Regions from separate parts of the Homo sapiens genome. Here region 2 is linked to region 1. Evidence: read pairs that join two places in POLR2A ChIA-PET (ENCODE). Cell type or tissue: Panc1. All regions are shown on one strand.

Region 1 (8,000 bases):
AAACATCTTCTGGGAAGGAGCTGATTTTTGATGGGTGATTGTCCAAGTTTATAACTGGATCCTGTGTTTCACTCCTCTTCTTCTATTTATTTTTATTTATTATTTTTTGAGATGTGGTCTTGCTCTGTCACCAGTCTGGAGGGCAGATCATAGCTCACTGCAGCCTGAAACTCCTGGCTTCAAGCGATCCTTCCCAGCCACCCATAAATCCTTTTAATAAGTTGCAGATGTGATATTACCTCTGTGTACTTCAGCAAACATTTCTTAAGGGCATTCTCTTTGAAAGCAGGGACTGAAACATGTATTTGTACGCCCATGTTCATAGCAGCCCTATACACAGTAGCCAAAAGGTATTATAGAAGCAACCTGTGTCCATTGATGGATGGATAGATAGGCAAAATATGAAGTATTAATCAGCCTTAAGAAGGAATGAAATTCAGGCCAGGTACAGTGGCTCACACCTGTAATCCCAGCACTTTGGGAGGCCGAGGTGGGCAGATCATCTAAGTCAGGAGTTTGAGATCAGCCTGACCAAGTTGGTGAAACCCAGTCCCTACTAAAAATACAGAAATTAGCCAGACGTGGTGGCACGTGTCTGTAGTCCCAGCTACTCGGGAGGCTGAGGCACAAGAATCGCCGAACCCAGGAGGTGGAGGTTGCAATGAGCCTAGATCGTACCACTGCACTCCAGCTTGGGCGACAAAGGGAGACTGTCTCAAAAAAAAAAAAGAAATTCAGAGGTGCTACAATGTGGATGAACCTAGAAGACGTTATGCCAAGTGAAATACGACAACCACAAAAAGACAAATACTTTGTGGTTTCACTCACGCTGGGTACCTATAGGAGTCACTTCCACAGAGACAGAAAGTAGAATGGTGGTTGCCAGAGGCAGGGATTGGGAGTTAGTGTTTAGTGGATATATGGGTTACAGAGTTTGTTTTACAAGGTGAAAGCGTTCTGAAACGCCCAGTTGTGGTGGCTCATCTGTAGTCCCAGCACTTTGGGAGACTGAGGCAGGAATATTGCTTGAGCCCAGGAGTTTGAGACCAGCCTGAGCAACATAGCAAGACCCCATCTTTAAAGAAAATAAATACATAAATTAAAAAGTTCTGGAGCTAGATAGTGATTGCATAGTAGCGTGAATGCACTTAATGTCACCAAACTATACAGTAAAAAATGGTTAAAGTGGTAAGTTTTATGTTACATATATTTTACCATAATAAAAATAAGATTATTAAAGTTTTTACTGTGTCTTAAAAAAAAAAAGAATAAAGGCACTGTCCTCTAAAACCGCATAAACATTTTTTTGCATACAGGAAACTCAACAATGATTGTATCCTGTGTTGAGATTTCCCATATGTTTCCCCCATTCACACAGGTGATGTGTTAATACTAATGCTATGTTAATGTTTTCTTTTAAATAGATATATTTTAGTTGAGCAGGTTGATTTAAAGCACAGGTGGATCTGTGGGTGATAAAAGTGGTAGGTGTGGAAACTGACTGGGGTCTAACCAGCCTGAATGTGTAGTATTCCCCATCCCTGTGGCCCCAGAGCAGAGTTCCTAAAATGCCTGCCCTTGGCCTCCTAGCCAGTGAAACCTCTTAGATTTTCACAGTGAGGTCAGCACTAACCCCACGTGGCTCTTGAGCATCAAAAAATGTGGCTAGTGCTACCGAGGAAATGAATTTTTACTTTAATCAAATTCTAATTAATTTTCAAAGCTGATGCTCAGTTTAGTTAGTGAAAAACATCCAGATATGTTGGGGACACCTCGGGTATGTGAATCTACTTTTTCAGCTGCAAGTTTTATGGAATCTAAATACAGATCACATATTTTGGGTGAAAATTTAGCACCTGAATTGTGCTGTGACTGTGGGGCATGCACACTTAGATTTCACAGATTTAGTAAGGAAAAAAATGTTACACGTTTATATGTCGAAATGGTATTTTGGGTAAGCATACCTGCTTTCTCTGTTAATGTGGCTCCTAGAAATTTTAAAATGGCATGAGTAGCCACATTGTATTTCTGTTGGACATGCGCAGATGTGCAAGTATGGAGTTTCACTTCCTCCGTGCAGCAGCCACCTTCCTCTCCCATGCCCTCCACCTGATGTCCCTATTACTTCCCTGTCTCTGCTGCTGAAGTCTCTTTCTCGTCTTCTGTGCTAATAAGGCCTCCAGCCTGTGAGTACCACGGTGCCTGATTATGGTCTTGCTGCAGCACTGTGTTGGCTCCTCCATGTTAGGCCGGTGCAGGGGAGGGGCTATGCTCCTTTTCTCATCTGCTCGGGGTGGAGGGGACTGGACTGATTTGTGTTACTGGATACCTGAGGAAAGACCTTTGTCCCCCTTTGTCTGGCTTTTGGCCTTAGGTCCATAGGACAGAGGCGTGGGAAGAATTGGTGGGAGGGTATTGGGACTTAGGAGAGGGTAATGGGGCACCTCCTTGAGGTGGCTCCCTCCCTGGACGAGGCAAGCCTAGCATGGCATCTGGGAGAACCTGGGAATAACTTAGGGAGCTAGGGAAGGCCAGTGGGTCTCATGCTGCCAGCATGTTGCTCTCTGGCTCTCCTCACACACGCCTCCTAAAGCAGTTACTAAACTCAGAGTGGGCACCATCCTAACTAAGCCAGGTGTCTCTCCTGCTGTGCTTCGTGCCCCCACCCACCCCTGGCCATTTAAGTCCTCCTTAAAGTATTTTTTCCCTTTAGTTCCTGATTGATAACTATGTTGATGGTATTTCAGGGAGTTGGGAAAAACAAATGTAAAAAGTAGTAATAAAAATTAGCCAAAGTTTTATGTTATCTTGCCATCTCTTTTCTACTCAGGGATGTGCACTTTTTAAAATTTTTTCATTCTGTATGCTAGACCCTAGTCTAAGGCTTTATTTATGTGTGATGCACCTTATTTCTACATCCTTAGATTTTTTTTTCTTTTTTTGAGATGGGGTCTCACTCTGTCACCCAAGTTGGAGTGCAGTGGTGTGATTTCGGCTCACAGCAACCTCTGTCTCCCAGGCTCAAGCGATCCTCCCTCCTTGGCCTCCCAAGTAGCTGGAGCTGGGCAGAGTAGCTGGGACCACAGGCGTGCACCACCAAGCCTGGCTAATCTTTTGTATTTTTGGTAGAGACACGGTTTTGCCATGTTGCCCAGGCTGGGCCTGAACTCCTGAACTTAATCAGATTTTTAGTAGAAAGGTGGTGAGGCGTTCCTAGGGACTGCCACAGGTTCCATACGAGTGTGATAGTCGCTGCCCTGGGTTTTGGTTTCTATTGGTCTGAAAATTCCTTACCAGTTAAGTGGCTGTTACTCCTCAGTGGACTCAGAGGACAAGCTGGCCACATCTGCAGGGGAGTGAACTTAGGTTGTGTGATGGACTCTTGAGTCTGCAAGATGCCAACTTGGCTGCATCCAAGGCTCCCTTGTGGCACAGCACCCAGGGCTGCTCTGTGAGTGGCTGCTGCCTGCAGGGGCTGGAGAGAGGAGGAAGGGTGTGCACAGTGAGGAGATGAGGCATGCTCTGTGTCTTTTCTCTCCAGCACCTCCATGTACTCGCCTGTCAGTGTAAGAGTTGGGCTGCTTGACTTCTGTGGGTTATTTACTTTGTGGAAGTTAGGTGGAATTAGGGGCAAACAAGAACATGGTTCTCACAAAGTGATTATGCCTGCCAAGTTTTTTGCTTCCTTAGCTGTAGTCGTCTGAAGTGGTGTGGGTTTCATTTTATTCTGCTCCTTTATATTCTGAAAGTTACTGAGATGAGAGGGTGACAGCTATTTACTTCCAAGCATCCCTCTCCAGCAGATTCAGTTCAGTTGTCTGGACAGAAGTAGACACTGAATGTGTGTGGAGGGCCTCCCAGCAGTGCATGGAATGGGTTATCTGGGTGGCTTGCTTTTACCTGAGGGAAGAGAAGCTTGAAAGTGAAGTTAATGTTGCCTGGAAGGTGGGGACCCCTTGGCCTGTTTACCTAGGACGGCATTGACCATCAAAGGCTTCTGTAAAGTTGTAAGAATGGCCTTTTGTGTACCCTTGGGGGTGTGTATCAGATATAAATCCAGCACTTGAGACACTGTCAGCTCTCACTGACTGGTCATCTTTGGGTCTTGGGTCAGTCTTCAGTTCCTGCTTTGTCAGCCAGGGACTTGGGGTCTTTGGAAGCTGGAAGCTCTGACGTTAATTTAGTGTCACATTCTGCGTTCCCTTTTCTTCAAGAAAAGTGATGCCGTTCCTCCTCCTGATCCCCATAGATTGGATTCTGTACCTAATGAGTGGTGAGGGCAAGATGAGAAGAAAAGTCTTCTTGTCTGAAGCCATTTCTTGAGCGTGTCTAGATACTGACAGGTGTAACGTTTTTTCCAGATCTTTCTCTTAAAATCACAATGAAGTGCCCAGGGTAATATCATTGAAGAAAAGATCATCCCATTAACGTCAGCTCTTCATCGAGATACCCAGGCTTTGATACCTCTGGACCCTGAGTCATTGTGTGCTATTGCCTTTCATGCATGTGTCTGTTCCTGGCTCCATCTCTCCTCGTGCCCATCAAAGGTCTAGTTTGGCTTTCCCACCCAGCAAGGGCTCTTGCTAGTCATGGCTAAAATGTTGCTGGTGGGGGTGTTGGGTCATGGTGTCTCTGAAAGCACTTGTGCCAGCCCTGTTCCCTTTTGTGTCCCCAGTGAGTGTGGGCAGGTTCCAGGGACACCTTGAGTCAGCCGCTGCTCTGCTGCTTTGAGAAGAAACTTAAGAGGCGTGATACACTCTTGCTTACTCACCCGGGCGGCTTCCCAGTGGGTGAAATTAGAGCAGTTGATTGGAATGTCACCATTCCCACTCGTGGATCTGTTTCAAGAGTTCAGTGTTGTTTCCACTTACACATAACAGGACTGTGTGTTAAGCTGGTGTGTTTTGGAACATTTCAGCCACAGGCATTGTGGTCATGAACCATGCAGATTGTTGTTTGCATTTCACTCATCTCTCTCTTGGCTTCCCAAATTCCCAAAGGGCGTGATCTTGACCACTCACATAGAAGCTGTCATAACATGTTTCCCTGGTGTTTGGTATATAGGAAATTTTTATAGTTTTAAATTTAAATGAGGATTATAAGCTTAGTTTTTATGCTTTTGTTTGCAATGGGAAAATTTCAGAAGACCGGTGTGATGTCATCCGGAGAAATTTTCTGATTGACACCAGGGGCAGCCCAGGAGTGTATTATCAGCTGAGTTTAACTAAACCTGTCTTTCACTCTTAAACTTTCTTCTCATTTTAATTCTTCGTGCCCTCTAAGAAGTGAACTTCCTCTCCCACTCTTGCTGTCTTTGTAGTCTTTCATTCTCCAAGTGTGTCCCCCGTATTTCCTTCCTCCTAGGAAACACCCCTCTTAAGCAGAGCAAAGTGCCCAGCTCACTGCCAGCCCCTACTTTGTGATCTGCATTGCTCCCTGGCCATCTTGGAGTCTCTCTCAAAGCAGGGTTTTAATCCATAAATTCACAGTCATGTCACATTGCGTTTCATAATTTAATTATTTAATTTATTATTATTTTTAAAGACAGAGTCTTACTCTGTCGCCTAGGCTGGAGTGCAGTGACATGATCATAGCTTAACTGCTGTAGCCTTGCTGAGCTCAAGCAATGCTCCCACCTGAGCCTCCTAAGAGCTGGGACTGTGTGTGTCAGCACTTCCAGCTGTGTTTCATATTATGGTGTGGATGAATCTCAGTGCCACATACCCCACAGCTCTGTTGAAAAAGATGAATAGCTGAAAAGGTGTAAAGTGAAGACAGGTAAAGGAGATGGGGAAATGGCTTTAAAGGAGTCAACAAGGAGAAAATGCCACTCTTAACTGTGAAGGGCACAGCTGAGTCAGTGGGAATGCATAGCTTGAATTAATGACATTTCTATCATAATCTTTCAGCCTGTAATTTGGCCAGGTGTAGTGCCTGAAGGGCCAACTTACCAGGTAGAAGTGGACAGACACCAAGAGGCCAGTATGGGCTTGTCAAAGGGGATAGATTGCATAGAGGCTGAGTAGTTTTTACATGTGTGGCCGAGTGGTTGGTTGGTTTTCAGTGTAAGTAGGTGTTGTCATCCACACACCTGCCACCACCTCTGGCTTCATTCTGTGGGTCTTTGTGCCCACCCACCTGGCATTGTTACCTAATTTCATCTGTAATTTTGCATCCTGCATTTCTGATGTAACATCACATTCTCTTACCTTCACAAAGTCTAGAAATCTATGGAATGGGCTGCAAACTATGGCCTGCAGGCCAGTCAGTTTTTTTGGCACACAGTGAGGCTCATTTGTTTCAGGATTATTTGTGGCTGCTTTCATTTTATGATGATGGCAGAATGGAATATTTTAACAGGCTGTTTGTCCTGCACAGCTGACAATATTTGCTCTCTGGCCCTTTACAGGAAAAGTTAGCCTAGCCTGCCCCTGCTGGAATACATTTTAACCCAACAGTTTTTGTTTGTTTGTTTGTTTGTTTGTTTTGGAGATGGAGTCTCGCTCTGTTGCCCAGGCTGGAGTGCAGTGGCACAATCTCGGCTCACTGCAACCTCTGCCTCCCAAGTTCAAGCAATTATCCTGCCTCAGCCTCCTGAGTAGCTGGGACTACAGGTGCACGCCGCCATGCCTGGCTAATTTTTTGTATATTAGTAGAGATAGGGTTTCACTGTGTTGCCCATGGTGGTCTTGAACTCCTGAACTCAGGCAATCCACCCGCCTCGGCCTCCCAAAGTGTTGAGATTATAGACGTAAGCCACCATGCCTGGCCAACCCAACAGTTTTGATCTTGTCCATGTCAAAGTTTTGTTTTTGCTACATGCTTCTCACAGGAACATTTTACATTTCATGAATCCATCCGCCCAGATTTAACAATCAGCAACATGATGTAACCCACATGTAACAATGGATCCTTTCACTGTACCTGAGCCACTTGTCCCTCCAGTTGCTGGCAGCTTTTGCAGTGAAAAGATGCTGCAGCATTTTCAGTGCTACTAGTTTAATTAGCCTGCTGATGAGTTTCAAAAGCAGAGAGACTGGAATTCTGGTTGGTGAGATTGTGTCCCGCCCAGTTTCCTGGCCTCCTGACTGCAAGATCCTTGTGTGCCTGTGTCCCCTCCAGTGGGGAACAGAGAGCTTGAGTGTGGCTCACACTCTCCCCTAGCAGCAAGGCCAGTATATCTCTGCCTTGGCTTGTCTAATCCAAGGCAAGTTGCAGGGTCTGGGGTACTGCAGAGTCAAGAGGTAATGGGGCCCCACCACTTGGCTGGTCCAAGGGGTGGGGGGCAGGGTGTATACACACTGCGTGAAGGAGGATTAAGGCCTCTAAGAGCTGCCTCGGCGCACGGCCACTGGCCCGGCTCCAGGCGGCGCAGTCTGGCTGATGACACGAGCGCTGTTCTCACCAGCTGCCTGAGCCAGTCAGATGGAAAAGTAATCCTATTTGTGCTTCCCCACTGACACAGATTGCACAATTAAAGAAGCCGCTGTCAGGAATTTGAAGTAGATGCCACTCTAGCACCTAGGAGGGGAACAGACCTTCTGATATTGATGTTGTGTAATCAGCATTTCAGCAAAGATGTTTCTAGGACAAGATAAGATGTAAATTGCTGTAAATTGAATTGTATTGAGAAATTACCAGGTTTTTACCAGTCAGGGTCCCTCATCCTCTTGTTTTTGTCCCTGGGCAGAATCTAGCATTCCCTGAAAATAATTGTTTATTCAAGAGCCTTGGAGCGGTGGAGAGGTGACCTCCTCTACCTGAAGGGTATGTGTGACTGTGAACTTGTGATTTCATGAGGGGCTGTAGTCAGTTGGCATTGGCTGGCAGTCTGTATGGAATAAAACAAATTTAAGCCATGTCCCCTCAGGCATCTTACTGCTTGGGAAGCATAAATAACAACTTGGTGTCCCTTCCCCTTGCCCCCACACCTCATGACTTCAGCACAGTGGTATGTTTTAGATTTCACCTATGACACGGGATATATCTCATTGTAAGCA
Region 2 (8,000 bases), 120 kb after region 1:
GTGGTCCCAGATCTTTGGGAGAATGAGGTGGAAAGATTGCTTGAAGGCGGGAGGTCAAGGCTACAGTGAGCTCTGATTTCGCCACTGTGCTCTAGCCTGGGCGACAGAGTGAAACCGTCTCAAAAAACAAAACAGAACAAACAAACAACAAAAAAAACAGGCCAGGCACAGTGGCGGCTCACGCCTGTAATCCCAGCACTTTGGGAGGCCAAGGCAGGGAGGATCACTTGAGGTCAGGAGTTCAAGACCAGCCTGGCCAACGTGGTGAAACCCCGTCTCTACTAAAAATACAAAAAAATTAGCTGGGCATGGTGGCACACGCCTGTAATCCCAGCTACTTGGGAGGCTGAGGCAGGAGAATCGCTTGAACCCAGGAGGGGAAGTTGCAGTGAGCCGAGATCGCACCACTGCACTCCAGCCTCGGTGCAAGATCAAAAAATAATATCCATTGGATTCATGGCTCTGGGGGGACTGCTGACCACAGCAAGACACGTTTTAGGGGTGCAGTGGGGTTGGATGCCAGGTGGATGCAGGTGGGCCATGGAGACCTGTGGGTGGAGATGGCGCTTCAGAGCCAGGCGCTGGGGAGGGAAAGTGGGGCTTGGTACCAGGGGGTGCATCGGGCAATTTTTGAGCCCTCTGGTCCCTCCCTGCTGTCCCTGCAGCTCGGTAGTAATGCTGGAGATTGACAACCGGCTCTGCCTGCAGTCGCCTGAGAATGATCACTGCTTCCCCGATGCCCAGAGCGCCGCTGACTACCTGGGAGCGTTGTCAGCGGTGGAGCGCCTGGACTTCCCGTACCCACTGCGGGACGTGCGGGGTGCGGCCCTGCCTTGGGGAGGGGGTGGCGGGGGCGGAGCTGGGGGCGGCCGAAGCCCCGCCTGAGGCCAAAGCCCCGCCCTCGGCTGAAGCCCCGCCCTCTGCTTCCTGCTCTTAGGGGAGCCGCTGGAGCCTCCAGAACCCAGCGTCCCGCTGCTGCCACTGCTAGTGGCGGGCGCTGTCTTGCTGCTGGTCATTCTCGTCCTGGGTGTCATGGTGGCCCGGCGCAAGCGCGAGCACAGCACCCTCTGGTTCCCTGAGGGCTTCTCACTGCACAAGGACGTGGCCTCTGGTCACAAGGGCCGGCGGGAACCCGTGGGCCAGGACGCGCTGGGCATGAAGTGAGAACCCTGCTCGCTCCCTGTCCCTGACTACGGGGACCTTGTGAACCCTGGACCCCGCCTTGACCTGACTCAGACCTCTGACCCCACCCCAAATCCTCCTTCCCAGCTGGACACCTCTAGTGTCCCCCTCACATCCCCTCTTCCCATTGTCCGCCAGGAACATGGCCAAGGGTGAGAGCCTGATGGGGGAGGTGGCCACAGACTGGATGGACACAGAGTGCCCAGAGGCCAAGCGGCTAAAGGTACTGCCCCCCCTCTGACCTTTGCCCCCTCCTCTGACCCCTCCCCTCAGGGTACTGGGTGGGGTCCCCAGTGGATGATGGGCGTGATCAGGGGATGGCACCGCTGTCCCCACCTCCCTAGCTCCAGAGAATAGTCCCAGCTTTGCAACCCTTTCTTCTCAGTGTGGTTCTGTGACCTCAGAGGGAGGAAGATTTGCCACTGGGGCCCCAAGGGTCCCTCCGGGCAGGTGGAAAATCCTCCCCTCCATCCTGCCCCTCCCCAGCCAGGATCCTGCTTCCTGGCCAGCCTGCACTCTTCCTGGAGGTGTCCCCCCAGCCCAGAGAGCGAGTCTGCCTTATCTCTGTCAGTTCCTATTTTGTCCAGCATGGACTTAGCCTGAAAGTGCTCTGAGCCGGTTCTGAGCTCATGGAGTCATGCCCCTGGGTTCAGTATGAGTCAGCTTTGGCTGCCATTAAAAAATCCCACAGAGGTGGATCACCTGAGGTCAGGAGTTCGAGACCAGCCTGACCAACATGGTGAAACCCCGTCTGTACTAAAAATACAAAAGATTAGCTGGGCATGGTGGCGGGCACCTGTAATCCCAGCTACTTGGGAGGCTGAGGCAGGAGAATCCCTTGAACCTGGCACTCCAGACTGGGCAACAAGAGCGAAACTCCGTCTCAAAAAAAAAAAAAAGTCCCACAGCATGGGTGACCTAAACAACAGAAATTAATTTTTTCACGGTTCTGGAGGTTGGAAGTCCAAGCCCAAGGTGCTGTCAGGGCTGGTTCCTGGTAAGGGCTCTCTTCCTGGTGTGCAGATGGCCGCCTTCTCACTGTAGCCTCACATGGCCTTTCCTCTGTGTACACAGAGGGGAGAGAGAGAGAGAGAGAGAGAGAGAGAGAGAGAGAGAGAGAGACAGATTTGACATCCCATCCTCTTCTTGTAAGGATACCAATCCTATTGGATTAGGGTCCCACATTTATAACCTCATATAACCTTAATTACCTCCTTAAAGGCCCTATCTCACCAGGCTTGGTAGCTTGCACCAGTAATTTCAGCTACTTGGGAGGCTGAGGCAGGAGGATCACTTGAGTCCAGGAGTTGGAGCCTGCAGTGAGCTATGACTGCATCACTTCACTCCAGCCTGGGTAACAGAGCAAGACCCTGTCTAAAAATAAAGTCCTATCTTCAAATGCAGGCACATGGAAATTTTATATATTATTTAGGGTTTTAGTGTATGATTTCTGTTTATTTATTTATTTATTTTTTGAGACCAGGTCTCACTCTGTTGCCCAAGCTGGAGTGCAGTGGCGTGATCTTGGCTCATTGCAGCCTCCACCTCCCAGGTTCAAGTGATTCCCCTGCCTCAGCCTCCCGAGTAGCTGGGATTATAGGCATGTGCTACCATGCCCGGCTAATTTTTGTATTTTTAGTAGAGATGGGGTTTCACCATGTTGGCCAGGCTGGTCTCAAGCTGCAGACCTCAAGTGATCCACCCGCCTCGGCATCCCAAAGTGCTGGGATTACAGACGTGAGCCACCGTGCCCGGCCATTGTATGATTTTTAGAGGGGGCACAATTGAGTCCATACAGATCCTGCTAGCATTACTGAGGCACCCGCTGAATGTCTCTAATGCACATAAAACATCTTATTTCATCTCTCTGAGGACGCTGTAAAGTAGCTATTGACATATACTTCAATTTACAAACTCCCTTCCTCTGTCCATATTTTAATGTTGTGAAATGGAATCATCTATTACAGTGGACAGATAAAAAAACCTGCTCAACCCAGACTTTTCCTTCTGCCTTCCCATCCCAAAGTAGGTATTAGAGGTATTAAAGGGGTGGCCCAATGTAATTGTGGTGGTATCTTAGCATGGTGGAATGGCTGCGTCATCCTGATTTTGCCAATGAGAAGCTCAGAGCTTCAAAGTGATTTGCCCAGAGCCTTCCAGCTACTAAGGGGTGGGGTTGGAACTTGAACCTGGATCAGATGCTATCCCAATCTGCTTATACTGTGTGCTTATAGTCCCAGCTACTTGGGCCGCTGAGGTGGGAGGATCATTTGAGCCCAGGAAGTTGAGGCTGCAGTGAGGTATGATTGCAGCACTGCACTCCAGCCTGAGTGACACAGTGAGACTCAGTCTCTAAAAAATATATACATAAATAATTAAAGCCATTTATTACTCAAAAAGACCAAAAAAAAAAAAAAAAAGAAACCTTGTGTCTTCCTTTTATTACCTCCTTGGGCTATGGCACACATTGATTTCCTGTTAATCTCAGCACTTTGGGAGGCTGAGAGGGGCTGATCACCTGAGGTCAGGAGTTCGAGACCAGCCTGGCCAACATGGTGAAACCCCTTCTCTACTAAAAATACAAAAAATTAGCTGGACACCGTGGCATGTGCCTGTAATCCCAGCTACTCCAGAGGCTGAGGCAGGAGAATCACTTGAACCCGGGAGGCGGGGGTTGCAGTGAGCTGAGATCATGCCACTGCACTCCAGCCTGGGGGACAGAGCGAGACTCTGTCTCAAAAACAAATAAAACACCAAACAGATGGTAAATGATTTCCCAGGGCTCTGTGTGTATCTCCTAAAGAGAAACCTGTAGGAATGCCCAGCCCCATCCCTGGCAGTGGCTCTCCCCAGCACCAAAGGGTGAGATCTGAGATCCAGGGTGCCTGCCCCTCCAGGTAGAGGAGCCAGGCATGGGGGCTGAGGAGGCTGTGGATTGCCGTCAGTGGACTCAACACCATCTGGTTGCTGCTGACATCCGCGTGGCACCAGCCATGGCACTGACACCACCACAGGGCGACGCAGATGCTGATGGCATGGATGTCAATGTGCGTGGCCCAGGTTAGTGACAGTGCCCCTCCCAAAGGGATGCCCCTCACCCATCCTACCTGTGAGAGGTTATTTCTGACTCTGTGTTTTGGGGAGAACTGGGGGAGTCTCTAAGCTTCTGTGAAGGGTGTGTGTATTCAGCAACACTCTTGGTTGGAAGTGACAAAGGTCCAACTCAGACTAGCTTAAGTAAAACAAGGGATTTATCAACTCATTTAACTAAAAGTGGCACATTTGGATCCAGGACTCAGTTTTCCCCTCTCTACCCTTTGACTCCAATCTTACAAAACCTTCTTAATGCTCCAGAAAAGTCTCAGGATGCATTCTGATTGGACAGACTAGGGTCACGTGCTCATCCTTGAGCCAATCAGTATGACCAGGGGGCTGGAATATGCAAATTGACCAAGCCTGATTCACATACCTGTCTTTGAGCTGGTGGGGGTCGGGTCTGCTGGTGGAGCGGGGAGGTCAGTCTCTACCCAGGGCTTGAGAATGGAGAACCGGATGCAAGTGGCTCCCTAAGAAAAATGAGGACAAGTGCTTGTGTACAGTGTGTGCAGTGTAGCGGACTATGTTGTTTGATCCTCTTAGATCCATCTTTGTTATGTTTCAGGGCATTCCTGCCTTAGCTTCATTTTGCTTATGCTCCAAATGGCCTGTACTTATGGCTCTCTTTTGAAGTCCCTCTGGCTGCTGGGGCCTGAAGTGCCTGGGATTTTATGTCCCTGGGGGCAGCTCTTTTTTTCCCCCCCCCTTTTAAAACACTCAAATGAATTGGCAGAAAGGGGCAGCTCCTAACCAGTGGGTGCAGGAGTATGAAGGGGATGGTTTCTTTGCCTTGAGTTGGATTAGAACTCTGGGGTACAACACATGTTCCAGAGTCCCTTTGGAGGATCAAGGTGGAATAACCCTTTGGGAATTTACTGGAGGTTGCACACTTGCTTGACTCCCAGAGTCCCTTGTCCTGTGTTCCCTGTGCCCTAGGAGTAGTTCTGTGACAAATCACGTGCCCACGAATCCTCATTCTGGGTGTGGGTGTGCAGACAGGAGGATCTGCTAATTGTCATTTTTCCATGTGTCCCATTAGCTCCTAATGGGGTACCCTTGATAACATTTCCTGGAAAAGGCCCTGTGTTTACCTTCCTGCTGACACACTCCTGTCCCTGCAGATGGCTTCACCCCGCTAATGCTGGCTTCCTTCTGTGGGGGGGCTCTGGAGCCAATGCCAACTGAAGAGGATGAGGCAGATGACACATCAGCTAGCATCATCTCCGACCTGATCTGCCAGGGGGCTCAGCTTGGGGCACGGACTGACCGTACTGGCGAGACTGCTTTGCACCTGGCTGCCCGTTATGCCCGTGCTGATGCAGCCAAGCGGCTGCTGGATGCTGGGGCAGACACCAATGCCCAGGACCACTCAGGCCGCACTCCCCTGCACACAGCTGTCACAGCCGATGCCCAGGGTGTCTTCCAGGTGAGATAGGCACACACTTTGGACCTCAGAGCTGGGGCAGGCATTAGACTTACCTGGGTTTGAGCCCCAGTTCTGCCTTTCAGACTCATTTTTTCTCATTTGGAAAATGGGGATATATGGGAATACAGTATCTGTCAAGCAGCTGCTCCCTGAACCTCACCAATTTCAGGGGTTGGGGTATGGGGGTTGGGGACTTCATGGGACTTAGGGGTGCTCCTGATTCCTCTGTTCCTGCCATGACCCCTCCTGCTGCATCCACTCTCTGTCCTAGATTCTCATCCGAAACCGCTCTACAGACTTGGATGCCCGCATGGCAGATGGCTCAACGGCACTGATCCTGGCGGCCCGCCTGGCAGTAGAGGGCATGGTGGAAGAGCTCATCGCCAGCCATGCTGATGTCAATGCTGTGGATGAGCTTGGTAGGTTGGCAGAGGAATCAAGTCTAAGCTGGGTTGGTGTCACCTGGGCCCTGAGGGTCATGTTGGTGCAAATTCATACCCATGTTGAGACCCAATCACTGAAGCTCACGCACACATAACCAGGCTTCATGAAGCCTGCAGGGTCATGCAGGGTCACCACTAGTCCTTAGGGTGCCTCAGGGATTTAGAAAAAGGTGCCTTTCCCCTAGATACTTCATTTCCACCTGCTTTGTTAGACGGACACACTGTACTTCCACCTGCTGGAAGTTATTATAATAAACGTACACATCAGGCCATGTGTGGTGGCTCATGCCTGTGATCCCAACACTTTGGGAGGCTGAGGCAGGAGGATGACTTGAGGCCAGGAGTTTGAGACCAGACTGGGCAACATAGTGGGTTCTACAAAAGTTTTTTGAAAGATTAGCCATGTGCGGTGGTGCATACCTGTGGCCCTAGCTACTCCAGAAACTGAGGTGGGAGGGTCGTTTGAGCCCAGGAGGTTGAGTCTGTGAGCCGTGATTGTGCCCCTGCACTCCAGCCTGGGGGACAGACTCCATCTCAAAAAAAAAAAACAGTCTCCAGACGTTGCCAAATGCTCTGGGGGCTGGGGGCAGGGAGTTTCTCCTAGTTGAGAGCCACAGTTCTAGGGCAGGGCTGGCCAATAGGACTTTCTGTGATGATGGAATTATTCTCTGCACTGTCCAGTATAGTAGCCACTGGCCACATATAGTGACTTGAAATGTGACTGAGGCAAATGAAGAAGTAAATGTTTTAGTTCATTTAATTTTTTTCTCCTTATGTTGCCCTTTTTTTAATTTTTTTTTTTGAGACAGAGTCTCACTCTTGTCACCCAGGCTGGAGTGCAATGGTGTGATCTTGGCTCACTGCAACCTCCACTACCCAGGTTCCAGTGATTCTCCTGTCTCAGCCTCCCAAGTGTCTGGGACTAAAGGTGCCCATCACCATGCCTGGCTATTTTTTTGTATTTTTAGTAGAGACGGGGTTTCGCAATGTTGGCCAGGCTGGCCTCAAACTCCTGACCTCAGGTGATCCACCTGCCTTGGCCTCCCAAAGTGCTGGGGTTATAGGCATGAGCCACTGAGTCCATCCTTTTTTTTAAAAACAAAAAACAAAAAACAAAAAACTGCTTTATTGAGATATAATTAACATGCCATACAATTCACCCATTTAAAGTGTACAATTCAATGGCTCTTAGTATAATCAGAGTCATACAACTATTACCACAATCAATTTTAGAACATTTCATCACCTGAAAAATAAATTCTCACCACTTGGCCATCATCTGCCAAGCCCCTCATCTGTCCAGCCCTGTGCAACCACTGATTTGCTTTTTGTCTTCATGGATTTGCCTGTTCTGGACATTTCATATAAATGTAATCATATGATACGTGGTCTTTTTTGTCTGCCTTTTTTTCAGTTAGCATTATGTTCTCAAGGTTCACCCATGTTGTAGCATAGTTCAGCTGAATAATAATCCATTGTGTCGATGGACCACTTTTTTTTTCTTTTATTTTTAGACATAGGGTATCACTCTGTCACTCAGGCTGGAGTGCAGTGGCATGATTACGGCTCTCTGCAGCCTCAAACTCCCAGGCTCAAGTGATCCTCCCATCCCACCCTCCTGAATAGCTGGTATTACAGGTGTGTGCCAGCATACCTGGGTAATTCTTAAATTTTTTGTGGAAATGGGGTCTCACTTTGTTGCCCAGGCTGATCTCAAACTCCTGGCCTTAAGCAATACTCCCACCTTGGCCTCCCAAATTGTTGAGATTATAGGCGTGAGCCACTGTGCCTGGCCAAAAGTTTCAATTTTGATCATGTCCAATTTATCTGTTTTGTAGTTGTTATTGTTATTT

What was found. ChIA-PET counts read pairs that join two places held together with the same protein. Peaks named below come from ENCODE experiments on the same cell type or tissue, not always from the same donor. Only the 100,000 strongest peaks of a DNase experiment are listed, where the experiment ranks them.
Region 2: POLR2A ChIA-PET joins it to region 1 with 8 read pairs; 4 of 35 experiments call an interaction of 5 or more read pairs at or near these places.

Annotation. Positions count from the first base shown.
Region 1 is chr19:15,280,507-15,288,506 of GRCh38, reverse strand. The region is part of intron 1 of BRD4 (bromodomain containing 4); the gene reads left to right. Among named protein-coding and RNA genes, the nearest start is that of BRD4, 48 kb to the left of the region's middle. RefSeq lists an enhancer at 2,317-2,366. In Panc1, no CTCF peak of the experiment used is centred here; no DNase peak of the experiment used is centred here; H3K4me3 peaks cover 430 bases; H3K27ac peaks cover 4,340 bases.
Region 2 is chr19:15,163,491-15,171,490 of GRCh38, reverse strand. It overlaps NOTCH3 (notch receptor 3), which reads left to right. Exons shown (of 33, transcript NM_000435.3): 26 at 666-820; 27 at 938-1,160; 28 at 1,321-1,405; 29 at 4,080-4,242; 30 at 5,400-5,704; 31 at 5,976-6,123. Among named protein-coding and RNA genes, the nearest start is that of MIR6795, 12 kb to the left of the region's middle. RefSeq lists an enhancer at 567-1,157. In Panc1, no CTCF peak of the experiment used is centred here; no DNase peak of the experiment used is centred here.